Linked DNA regions of Homo sapiens: region 2 is linked to region 1. The links are chromatin loops, found by intact Hi-C in ENCODE. Cell type or tissue: B cell. All regions are shown on one strand. Links, peaks and the distances in the headings refer to the core of each region. The heading gives the core; the rest is flanking DNA. Region 1 has its middle 9.8 kb from the start of MGAT3. Region 2 has its middle 11 kb from the start of TAB1.

Evidence for each region. A loop is a pair of places that touch in the nucleus more often than their neighbours do. Peaks named below come from ENCODE experiments on the same cell type or tissue, not always from the same donor. Only the 100,000 strongest peaks of a DNase experiment are listed, where the experiment ranks them.
Region 2: a loop joins it to region 1, with 2.5 times the contacts of the local background. A loop is called at or near these places in 11 of 110 quality-filtered maps.

What each region holds. Positions count from the first base shown.
Region 1 is chr22:39,444,563-39,449,789 of GRCh38, forward strand. No RefSeq gene overlaps it. Among named protein-coding and RNA genes, the nearest start is that of MGAT3, 9.8 kb to the right of the region's middle. RefSeq lists enhancers at 2,403-2,452, 2,683-2,872, 3,598-4,506, 4,133-4,182 and a silencer at 3,097-3,288. In B cell, for the core only: no CTCF peak of the experiment used is centred there; DNase peaks (open chromatin) are centred at 1,704, 2,599 and 4,145; H3K4me3 peaks cover 3,301 bases; H3K27ac peaks cover 3,324 bases.
Region 2 is chr22:39,386,424-39,391,903 of GRCh38, forward strand. No RefSeq gene overlaps it. Among named protein-coding and RNA genes, the nearest start is that of TAB1, 11 kb to the right of the region's middle. In B cell, for the core only: a CTCF peak has its summit at 2,560; a DNase peak (open chromatin) is centred at 2,438; H3K4me3 peaks cover 1,065 bases; H3K27ac peaks cover 1,834 bases.

The sequences.
Region 1 (5,227 bases), core at 228-5,227:
GGGGATGGGCGTATCTCAGGGTGAGGCACGAGTCCGGGCCTGAAGGGTGCTGAGGGCCTCTGCCTAGTGATGTCACGCCTGGAACCCAGCCTCTGAGCCCAGCTGTCGGGGCGGGCAGTCTAGGGGCAGCCTTCCCCATCAGACCTCTGGGAGTCAGCCCCACAACTCCCTCCCCATGCCACATCCCAGACAACACCTGGTCCTGCAGGTCTCATCTCCTCTTTCCAGCCTCCCATCTCCACCCCAGCCACCATTACCTCCCCTGTTTCCCAGCGCCTCTGCCAGCTCTCCCCACTGCCAGTCTGGCCCCATCTGATCCATCTCAGACCAGCGACATCCAATCATTCCTCCAGCGAATATGCATCGAGCACTTAGTGTGCGCTCAGCTCTGATTGGGAACCAAAGAAAGGCCCTGCCCAGTGGAGAGACAGACAACAAACAAGGAAACCTAAGCGCGTCCTCTGACAGCCAGCAGCAACACGCGCCAGGGGGATAACAGGAGGAATCTGAGAAGGGATCCACGGGGCGCCTTCTCTGTGCCTTCAGGGCCATGGCTCCAGACCCTCTAGCCTTGTCAGGACTGCTGTGAGCTGTGAGTCTGGTCCTAGCCTGGCCAGCCTGGACCAGGCCACCAGCTCCACATGGCCATCACATTGCATGGCAGCACAGTGTGATCTTGGACGAGTCACTTTCCAGTTCTGAGCATCAGCTTGTCCACCTGTAGGATGAGCTTGGTGGCAAGAACACTGCAGGAATCACCAGGGCCCTGAATCCTCCTAGGAGCTGGAGGGTTGGCCCTGTGAGGAAGGAGTGACTTTCATCCCGACCTGATTTAGAAACAGTCTCTCTCCTGCCAGCTGCAGTCAGTGGGGGCTACGTCATACCCCTCATGAGACGGTGGAAGGCTCAAAAGTGATGTGGTTCATGCTGAGACATGGCCACAGTAAGTGTCCCCACAGCAGCAGCCCTTGTTAGAATCCTGCTGCTCCGTTCCCTGGAGACTTTGTCCAGCCGGGGAGGGTCTGCCTGGATTCAGCCGTCTCCAAGCCTCTAATAGTAGTGAAAACGGCTGGTGTTTCTCCGACACAGCCCCTGGGCCAGTGTCACAAGCACCACTCACAAGGCTCGCTCATCCTGCACCATCACTCCAGACCATGCTGGTGCTTTTACTGTCCCTCTTTGGGGGGATCCAAATCTAGGAAAGGCGATGTAACTCACCCAGACCTCCGGTGGGAGCAGGCCTTGTGCCTGGTCCGCCTGCCATGTCACTGTCTCTGCGGTGTTGGCTGGGGCGGCCCCCTGGCCTCCCTCCCAGGCCCAACGCCTGGCAGGGGTGGCTGGAACAGCTGGGGGAGGCGGCCCCTCTCTTCCCTGTGTGGTCCAGGGCCGCTCTCCCCCTGGATTTCCCTCCATAGCTGCTGACCTCCAAGCTGGAGGAAAAGGACATTGCAAGGCCACTTGAGGCCTAGCCTGGACATTTCCTCATCCTAGTGGGCAAAGCAAGTCACAGGCCTGCCCAGGTTGCAGGGAGGGGAAAATGGTGGACATGCTGCCAGGGCCGGGGAGGGAGGGGACCCTGCAGCCATCTTGGCAGACATCTCCCACCCAAGGACCCCAAGCCTCAGAGCCGTCCTTAACTGCTGGCAGCCTCCAGTGGGGCAGGGCAGCAGAGTGTATGGTGATCCCCATGCTTGCAGAAGAGGCCCAGGAGGCTCGAGGCCCAGCTGGGGGTGAGTAGAGGAGGATAAGCGGGCTCTGGACAGGCCCCAGCGTAACCAAAGGCCATTTCCTCCAGAGGCCCCGGCTCTGTCCCCGTCCCTGAGGGTGTTTTCCCGGGAATGAGCTGGGCCTGCTCCTCCTGCAGGTGATAACACTTGGCCCTGCCTGGGGTTTCCGAAAGGCGGAGGGCGCCACACAGCAGCCGCTCCCTGGCCCCGCCTCGGCCTCACAGACTCTGGAGTGCAGCAAATGTCCCCAGACAGTGATGTTCACTGAGGGTAGCAGGGGGGAAACCAGGGTGGATCTTTCCTCTCCTCCAACCCCTAGAGGCCTCGTGAACCTTTCAGTGGCCTCCCAGCACAGGTGCTGCCACTCATTAGCTGCCTGATCTTGGGAAAGTTAACTTCACTGCTTCATGCCTGTTTCCTTATCTGAAAAATGGGGAGAAAGGAAGGGCAGACACGATTGCTCTGTGCCAGGCCCCGTTCTAAGCACTTTGCATCTAGCAACTCATGCAAGCCTCCCAACAGCCCTGTCAGGCGGGGTCTGTTATGACATTCCTCACTTTACAGATGAGGAAATGAAGGCACAGAGAGGGCAAACAAGTTGCCTGAGGTCACACAGTGAGTCAGTGAATCTCGGAGTTGGGCCCAGGTAGCCCAGGTCTGTCTTGTTAGCTGCCATGCCCAACATCACGGCCTGGCGTGACAATGCAGGATGATGCCAGCCCGTGGTCAGTGATGTGGGTTTGCTTCTGTGGTTATCATCCCCGTGCTCTTTCCGGAGCCCGAACTGCACCTGCTCCGCTAGTGCCTGTGCTCCGCCTCCTATTCCTTCCCTTTTCTATACCATAGTGTGGCTGAGGTTGTTTTAAACCTGAATTTGTTTGAGCCCCTGAGCTTTCTAGTTGCAGTTCATTGCACTTCGCAGAGCAACTGGCAGGAAGTGTGTGTGGTGGCCAGAGCTCTCGCCGCAGATGCAGGCCGTGTTAACGGAGCGCAGGGCAGCCAAGGCAGGTGAGAGACCCTTTGTGTGCATCTATGCAAGTCAGGACATGTCGGGGGAGGGCAAATGGAGAGTAACTGGGATGGAAAGGTCTGGAAACCATGTCATAGGAGGAGGCGCTAAAGAACCTGGGAGGAGGCCGGGCGCGGTGGCTCACACCTGTAATCCCAGCACTTTGGGAGGCCAAGGCAGGCAGATAACGAGGTCAGGAGTTCAAGACCAGCCTGACCAATATGGTGAAACCCTGTCTCTACTAAAAATACAAAAAAAATTAGCTGGGTGTGGAGGCACATGCCTGTAGTCCCAGCTACTTGGGAGGCTGAGGAAGGAGAATCACTTGAATCCGAGAGGCAGAGGTTGCAGTGAGCCAAGTTCGAGCCACCACACTCCGGCCTAGGTGACAGAGTGAGACTCCGTCTCAAAAAAAAAAAAAAAAAAAAAAAAACCTGGGAGGAGAAGTGGTGGAGGGACCCTTGCCAAATGTCTGGAGGACCGCCGTGCCAATGAAGAAGCTGGCTTGCTCTGCCCAGTTCCAGGCAGCGGGTTCTAGGGTATCTAACAGCCAAAGTGGTCACATAATAGAGTGAGAGAGTGAGCGCCACATCACAGGACGTGTGTAAGCAGTGGCATGAGACTGGGGCCACAGGAGATGACCTTGAAGCCCCTCTCCTCACCCAGGTCACAGGTGTGAGGCCCAGTGGAACCATATTTGGCCAGTTCCCCAGCCTCAGAGCATGCTTGAGCTAAAGGTCAGTGGCTAAGCCTCCTACCGCCAGCAGGAGACCCTGTGGCCGATCCCAGATTTCCTGAGTGAATTTCTCTCTTCTTCCAGTTCTACTCGCTGGCCCAGGTCCAGCTGGACAGCCTGGACCCCTGAACAGGGCTTCCAGCAGCACCCTGGTTTATTTAAGTTTCAGGCCATCAAAAGGACCAGAGTAACCGCTGGCCCCTAGCTGGCCACCTGGGGTCTGTGGTTTTCGGGTTCCGACAATCACAAATAGACTGGATGTTCCCAAGGTCGCCTCCCAGGCCCAGCCCCTGCCCACCTTCCTGTGGCTTTGTGGCTGCCGAGTGATGACTCGGCCCAGGGGCCGTGAGGACAGAGGCTGAAACTCCCTGACAGGCCTGGGGACCTGAAGTTGCTGTAGGATGGACAGGCCAAGAGTCAGTGTGGCTGGGCCCACGCCCCCACCTCTGAGTTTCAAGGCCCCTTCACCAAGGCAGGTGCTGGGTGTGGAGGAGAGGAGGAGGGTGTGCTGGAGTCAGGAGAGGGGCTCTGCGTGGCCTGACACCACCCCTGTCTGGGCCTCGTGGTTCCCAGCCCTGCCTTCCCTTCGGTGACCCTGTGGAATGTCGTCCTGTGAGTTTGTGGGGAGTGCCTGGCAGGGCTTGTGCGTTCGGGGATGCACCCTGTGTATGCATGTGGGGCGTGTCTGTGTGAGAGTGCATGCATGTATGTGGCACTAGGGTGGGGAGCCTTCCAGTGGGTGCACACGCAGGCTGATGGGGACTTGCTCCGTGTGCACGGAGGGCCTGGGTCTCCATGTGCCAGGCCTGTGCACACAGGTGTGGACATGTCTGCTTCCCTCAAGGGCCCCGAACAAGGAGATGCCAGCTGGTGACACTGTTGTGGCTCAGTGTGTTCCCCTGAGGTCTCCAGCCTCCAAACCTCACTCTGCTAGGCCACCCTCCTAGGCTGGCCACAGGCTACAGTGGGTTCACCTGCTCAGCTTCACCAGGTCACTCAGTCTGACTCTCAGCATCTGTTGCATTCCTGCAGCTTAGAGCCATCCTTGGCTTGAACCCCCTTCTTCACAGCCACCCCCAACACTTTCTGGCTATGCCTAGCCCCTCCCTTAAGTGCACCAGGCACTCCTTTCTGCACCATCCCCGCTGCCCCTGTGTTCCCCCACCTCAGTCTGGATGCCATTCCGTCTTTTTTGGGTTTTTTTTTGAGACAAAGTCTCACTCTGTTGAGCAGACTGGAGTGTAATGGCGCGATCTGGGCTCACTGCTACCTCCGCCTCCCAGGTTCAAGCGATTCGCCTGCCTCAGCCTCCCAAGTAGCTGGGACTACAGGCGCCCGCCACCACGCCCACCTAATTTTTGTACTTTTAGTAGAGACGGGGTTCCTCTCTCTCTGTGGGGTTAGCCACTGTGGGAGACAGGACCCTCTGGGCAGGGAGCAGGGAGGGACATGGCTCCTGGTGGCTGGAGCACTGGCTCTGGAGTCCCAGACCTGGATCTGAGTCCTGACTCTGGCACTCAGCCATTGAGTGGGATTCATTTCTTCTTGCTGTGCCTCAGTTTCTTCACCTGGGGGCTGCCTGGGGAAGGCAGAGGGGCCTGCCGTCACAGTGGAGGCTAGAGATAGAGCAGCTACCCAAGTTTTCTTGGACCCCCCGACTCCCCCAAGTAATGGATGGATCCCTGTCTAATCCATTGCTCCTACTCGGCAAGTGTAGAAAGTAAGGCTTGTAGAGAGGAAGGGACTTGTTCAAGG
Region 2 (5,480 bases), core at 190-5,189, 58 kb before region 1:
TAATCCTAGCACTTTGGGCAGCCTAGGCGGGCGGATCACGAGGTCAAGAGACTGAGACCATCCTGGCCAACATGGTAAAACTCCGTCTCTACTAAAAAGACAAAATTAGCTGGGCGTGGCTGGGCGTGGTGACTCACACCTGTAATCCCAGCACTTTGGGAGGCTGAGGTGGGCAGATCACCTGAGGTCGGGAGTTTGAGAACAGCCTGACCAAAATGGAGAAACCTCGTCTCTACTAAAAATACAAAATTAGCCAGGCGTGGTGGCACGTGCCTGTGATCCCAGCTACTCGGGAGGCTGAGCCAGGAGAATTGCTTGAATCCAGGAGGTGGAGGTTATAGTGAGCCAAGATCATGCCATTGCACTCCAGGCCTGAGCAACAAGAGCAAAACTCCATCTAAAAAAAAAAAAAAAAAAAAAAATTAGCTGGGTGTGGTGGCCAGCACCTCTAGTCCCAGCTACTCTGGAGGCTGAGGCAGGAGAATCGCTTGAACTCGAGAGGCAGAGGTTGCAGTGAGCCAAGATCACGCCACTGCACTCCAGCCTGGCGACGGAGTGAGACTCCGTCTCAAAAAAAAAAAATTAAATATAGTTGCCCCGAGCCGGCAAAAAATTTACCCAGAGCCTGTAAAGTACCAGAAACTTGCTAGGCGCTAGGAGTTCAACACCAAAGGAGGTAGACAGTGCCCTCTTGGAGATGATCACGCAGTGGGGGAAATGCTGTTAACTAAACATGCAAGCAAAAATATCAACTGTGCTAAGTGCTGGAGTGGGTTGGAAAGAATATGCGATGCAATTTAGATCACCCTGACTAAATCAACCACCACCGGTCGAGCAGGTGACCCTCGACTCAAGCGCTCTCCATGAGCAGGGTTTGGACGTGAGCGGGTGGGCTGGTGAGTTATCCAAGCTGGTGAGTTCTGCAGGGAGGACCCAGGACTCAGGGGTCCCCGGCTGGGAAAGAGCTTGGAAGTGGTGGAAGGCAGGTGCAGTGGACGCACAGAAGGGAGAGAGAGGAGAATGAGGAAGGACAGGCCAGAAGGTGCTCATGGATCCCACAGTGTAGGGCCTGGAGGCCTCTGTAAAGCCATGAAGGGTGGGTGACCACAACAGTGCATGCTCTCAAAAGACCACTCTGCTGGTTAGATGGTAGTCAAGAGACAGGTCACCATGACCGTGAGAGAATGGAGAAGTCCAGATGTATTTGAAGAAGGCACAGATCTGCAAATGAACCGAGGCCGGGCACGGTGGCTCACGCCTATAATCTTAACACTTTGGGAGGCCGAGGCAGGAGGATCACTTGAGGTCAGGAATTTGAGACCAGCCTGGCCAACATGGTGAAACCCCGTCTCTACTAAAAAAATACAAAAATTAGGCCGGGTGTGGTGGCTCACGTCTATAATCCCAGCACTTTGGGAGGCCGAGGCAGGCGGATCACCTGAGGTCGGGAGTTCGAGACCAGCCTGACCAACATGGAGAAACCCTGTCTCTACTAAAAATACAAAAATTAGCCGGGCGTGGTGGTGCATGCCTGTAATCCCAGCTACTCAGGAGGCTGAGGCAGGAGAATAGCTTGAACCAGGGAGGTGGAGGTTGTGGTGAGCCAAGATGGCGCCATTGCACTCCAGACTGGGCAACAAGAGCGAAACTCTGTTTCCAAAAAAAAAAAAAAAAAAAAGCAAAAATTAGCCGGGTGTGGTGGTGGGCGCCTGTAGTCCCAGCTACTTGGGAGGCCGAGGCAGAAGAATCGCTTGAACCCAGGAGGAAGAGGTTGCAGTGAGCTGAGATCGCACAACTACACTCCAGCCTGCGACAGAGAGAGACTCTGTCTCAAAAAAAAAAAAAAAAAAAAAAAAATCCCACCAGAAAAGGCTCTGGAGCCCAGGCCGGGTGGGAGGAGCAAGTGGGCGTGGCCTGGGCATGGCCCGTCGGTCAAGGTACTGGCCCTGCCCACGCCCGGGAGAGGGGCGGGCGAGAGAGATGCTAAGCCAATCGGATTGCGGTCATCGGGGGCGAGCGGAGTCTGCAAGAGGTCCGAGGAGTAGCGGGTGCCGAGGGAAGGAGCGCGGCGGGGCGGGTGAGGGATCCCGGGGCTCCGTTCCAGGACACCCAGGTTCTGACCCCGTTTAGGAGTGCGGAGGGCAGGGGCTGCCTGCAACCCAAGGAGCCCGAGCTACCCTGAAGGCCGACCCTGAGGCCGCTGCTCAGCGAGAGGAGCCGACCCTTGGGGGACAGCGGGGTCGGGTTCCAAGCCGGGGCTGCTGGGGCTGGTCAGGCCGCCCGCCCTGCTTGACCCCTCTCACCTGATGGCTCCCTTCTCCAATCTTCAAGAAGGTGAAACGTCACTGTGGTCCGCAGAGGGCAGGCCGCGTGTGCGGAGTCGCTGTCATCCCTTAGTGGCCACGCCCGCCTCCCTGTCCACTTCCCGTCTTCGTCGTTGCGGTTCAGGTGTTCGCTCCACTCTGCGGCACCAAAGGCCCGTCACGTGCTTCCCCTGCCCAGACACCCCAAACACCGAAACTGTCATCCGAAGGCCCCGCACCTGCCGCCTGTCGGATGCTGAAGAACGAATCCCAGGTGGAGAGGACAGCACCCCAAAAGGGATGGGGGATGGATTGGGGCGTCTGAGCCCCGTGGAGTATGTCAGCCTTTCAGAGCGACCCGCTCCACGCTGCGATGTGGTCCTTAAGAAGTTAGGGCCGGGCACGGCGCCTCACGCTGTAATCCCAGCACTTTGGGAGCCAAGGTGGGCGGATCATCTGAGGTCAGGAGTTCGAGACCAACCTGGCCAACATGGTAAAACCCCAACTCTACTAGAAATACAAAAATTAGCTGGGTGTGGTGGCAGGCGCCTGTAATCCCAGCTAGTCGGGAGTCTGAGGCAGGAGAATTGCTTGAACCCGGGAGGCGGAGGTTGCAGTGAGCGGAGATGGAACACCCCTGCACTCCAGCCTGGGTGACAGAGAACGACTCCGTCTCAAAAAAAAAAAAAAAGTTAGGGCCGGTCGTGGTGGCTCACGCCTGTAAGCGAGGCCAAAGCTCCAGAACAGCATCTCTACTAAAAATACAAAAATTATTCGGGCGTGGTGGTGGGTGCCTGTAATCTCAGCTACTCGGGAGTCTGAGGCAGGAGAATCGCCCGTGAACCCAGGAGGGGTAGGTTGCAGTGAGCAGAGAGCATTCCACTGCACTCCAGCCTGGGTGACAGGCTGAGCACTCACTCAGCCTGGAGCGAGACTCCATCTAAAAATAAATTAATAGATAAGTTAGGGCTGGGTGAGGTAGCTCACACCTATAATCCCAGCACTTTGGGAGACTGAAGTGGGTGGATCAATGAGGCCAGAAGTTTGAGGACAACGTCTCTACAAAAAATACAAAAATTAACCAGGCATGGTGGCCTGAACCTGTGGTCCCAGCTACTTGGGAGGCTGAGTGGAGAGGATCTCTTGAGCCCAAGAAGTTGAGGGTGCAGTGAGCCATGATCACCACCACTGCAATCCAGCCTGGGTGACAGAGTGAGACCCTTTCTCAAAAAAAAAAAAAAGTTATAATGTAATGGATTGGCCTTCATTGGACTTAAGGGAAATCATTAAACCCTGCAAGGGTTTTAACTGACTCAGGACAATTTGGAGAAATATGAAAACTATTTCAAAGAAATGCTAGGTTTCAGAATCAGGGCTGCTGCATGATTTGTAGGGCCCAGTACAAAATGAAAGTGCAGGGCCTCTTGTTCAAAAAGCAATATTAAAAAATAGTGTAATTTTTGACCGGGTGCAGTGGCTCTCGCCTGTAATCCCAGCACTCTGGGAGACTGTGGCGGGCAGATCACTTGAGACCCAGAGTTCGAGACGAGCCTGGCCAACATGACAAAACCCCATCTCTACAAAAAATACCAAAAAAAAAAAATTAGCCCAGCATGGTGGCATGTGCCTGTAATTCCAGCTACTTGGGAGGCTGAGGCAGGAGAATCGCCTGGACCCGGGAGGTGGAGGTTTCAGTGAGCCGAGATCACGCCACTACACTCCAGCCTGGGTGACAGAGAGAGACTCCGTCTCAAAAAAATAATAATAATAAATAGAAATAGAAATAAAAATACTAAAATATAAAGCACTTTACTTACAAAATATTACATATAAAATATAATAGGAGTAAGAGTAACACATGAGTAACAGCATAAATTTAAGATTATAAAAAATAATATTTTGGGGTTGGGCGAGGTGGTTCACGCCTGTAATCCCAGCATTTTGAGAGGCTGAGATGGGTGGATCACCTGAGGTATGGAGTTCAAGACAAGCCTGGCCAACATGGTGAAACCCCATCTCTACTAAAAATACAAAAATTAGCTGGGTGGTGGCGGGCACCTGTAATCCCAGCTACTGGAGAGGGTGAGGCAGGAGAATCGCTTGAACCTGGGAGGCAGAGGTCGCAGTGAACCGAGATCATGCCGTTGCACTCCAGCTTGGGCGACAAAAGCGAGATTCCCACTCAAATAATAATAATAATAATAATAATAATAATAATAATAGGCCAGGCGTGGTGGCTCACGCCTGTAATCTCAGCACTTTGGGAGGCCAAGGTGGGCGGATTGCCTGAGGTCAGGAGTTCGAGACCAGCCTGACCAACGTGGTGAAACCTCCTCTCTACTAAAAATACAAAAAAAAAAAAAAATTAACTGAGCTTGGTGGTGTGTGCCTGTAATCCCAGCTACTCGGGAGGCTGAGGCAGGGGAACTGCTTGAACCAGGGAGGTGGGGGTTGCAGTGAGCCGAGATCGCGCCACTGCACTCCAGCCTGGGTGACAGGATGAGACTCCCTCTCAAAAAATAAAAAATAAAATAGTAATAATAATATTTTGGTGTCATTTTATATAATACAAAAATAATGCCTTACTAATATGATTTCTTGATTGGTCATATGATTTTTTGGCTCATTCTTTTTGCAAGTTCATTTATTATGTTATTGAAATTTATACTTATGACAACTTCATTTTCCATTGAAAGCTACAACAGCCACTTTTGGCAAAGGCAAGATTACAAATAATTTCTTATACTTTTTATTTTGAGAAGGCTCCTTCTGCCAAGGCAATTGTTGCTGTAGCTGCTGAGAGTATTTTATATGCTGTCACAGTAGGAGAAATTCATGATTTTAAAGAATTTTTAAAAAAATATTTAGCTCTTCATATTGGCCAGGCGCGGTGGCTCACACCTGTAATCCCAGCACTTTGGGAAACCGGGGCATGTGGATCACCTGAGGCCAGGAGTTCCAGACCAGCCTGGCCAACATGGTGAAACTCTGTCTCTATTAAAAATACAAAAATTACCCAGGCCTGGTGGTGCGCACCTGTAATCCCAGCTACTCAGGAGACTGAGGCAGGAGAATCTCTTGAACCCAGGAGGCAGAGGTTGCAGTGAGCCAAGATTGCGCCACTGCACTCCAGCCTGGGCGACAGAGTGAGACTCCGTTTCAAGAAAAAAAATTTAA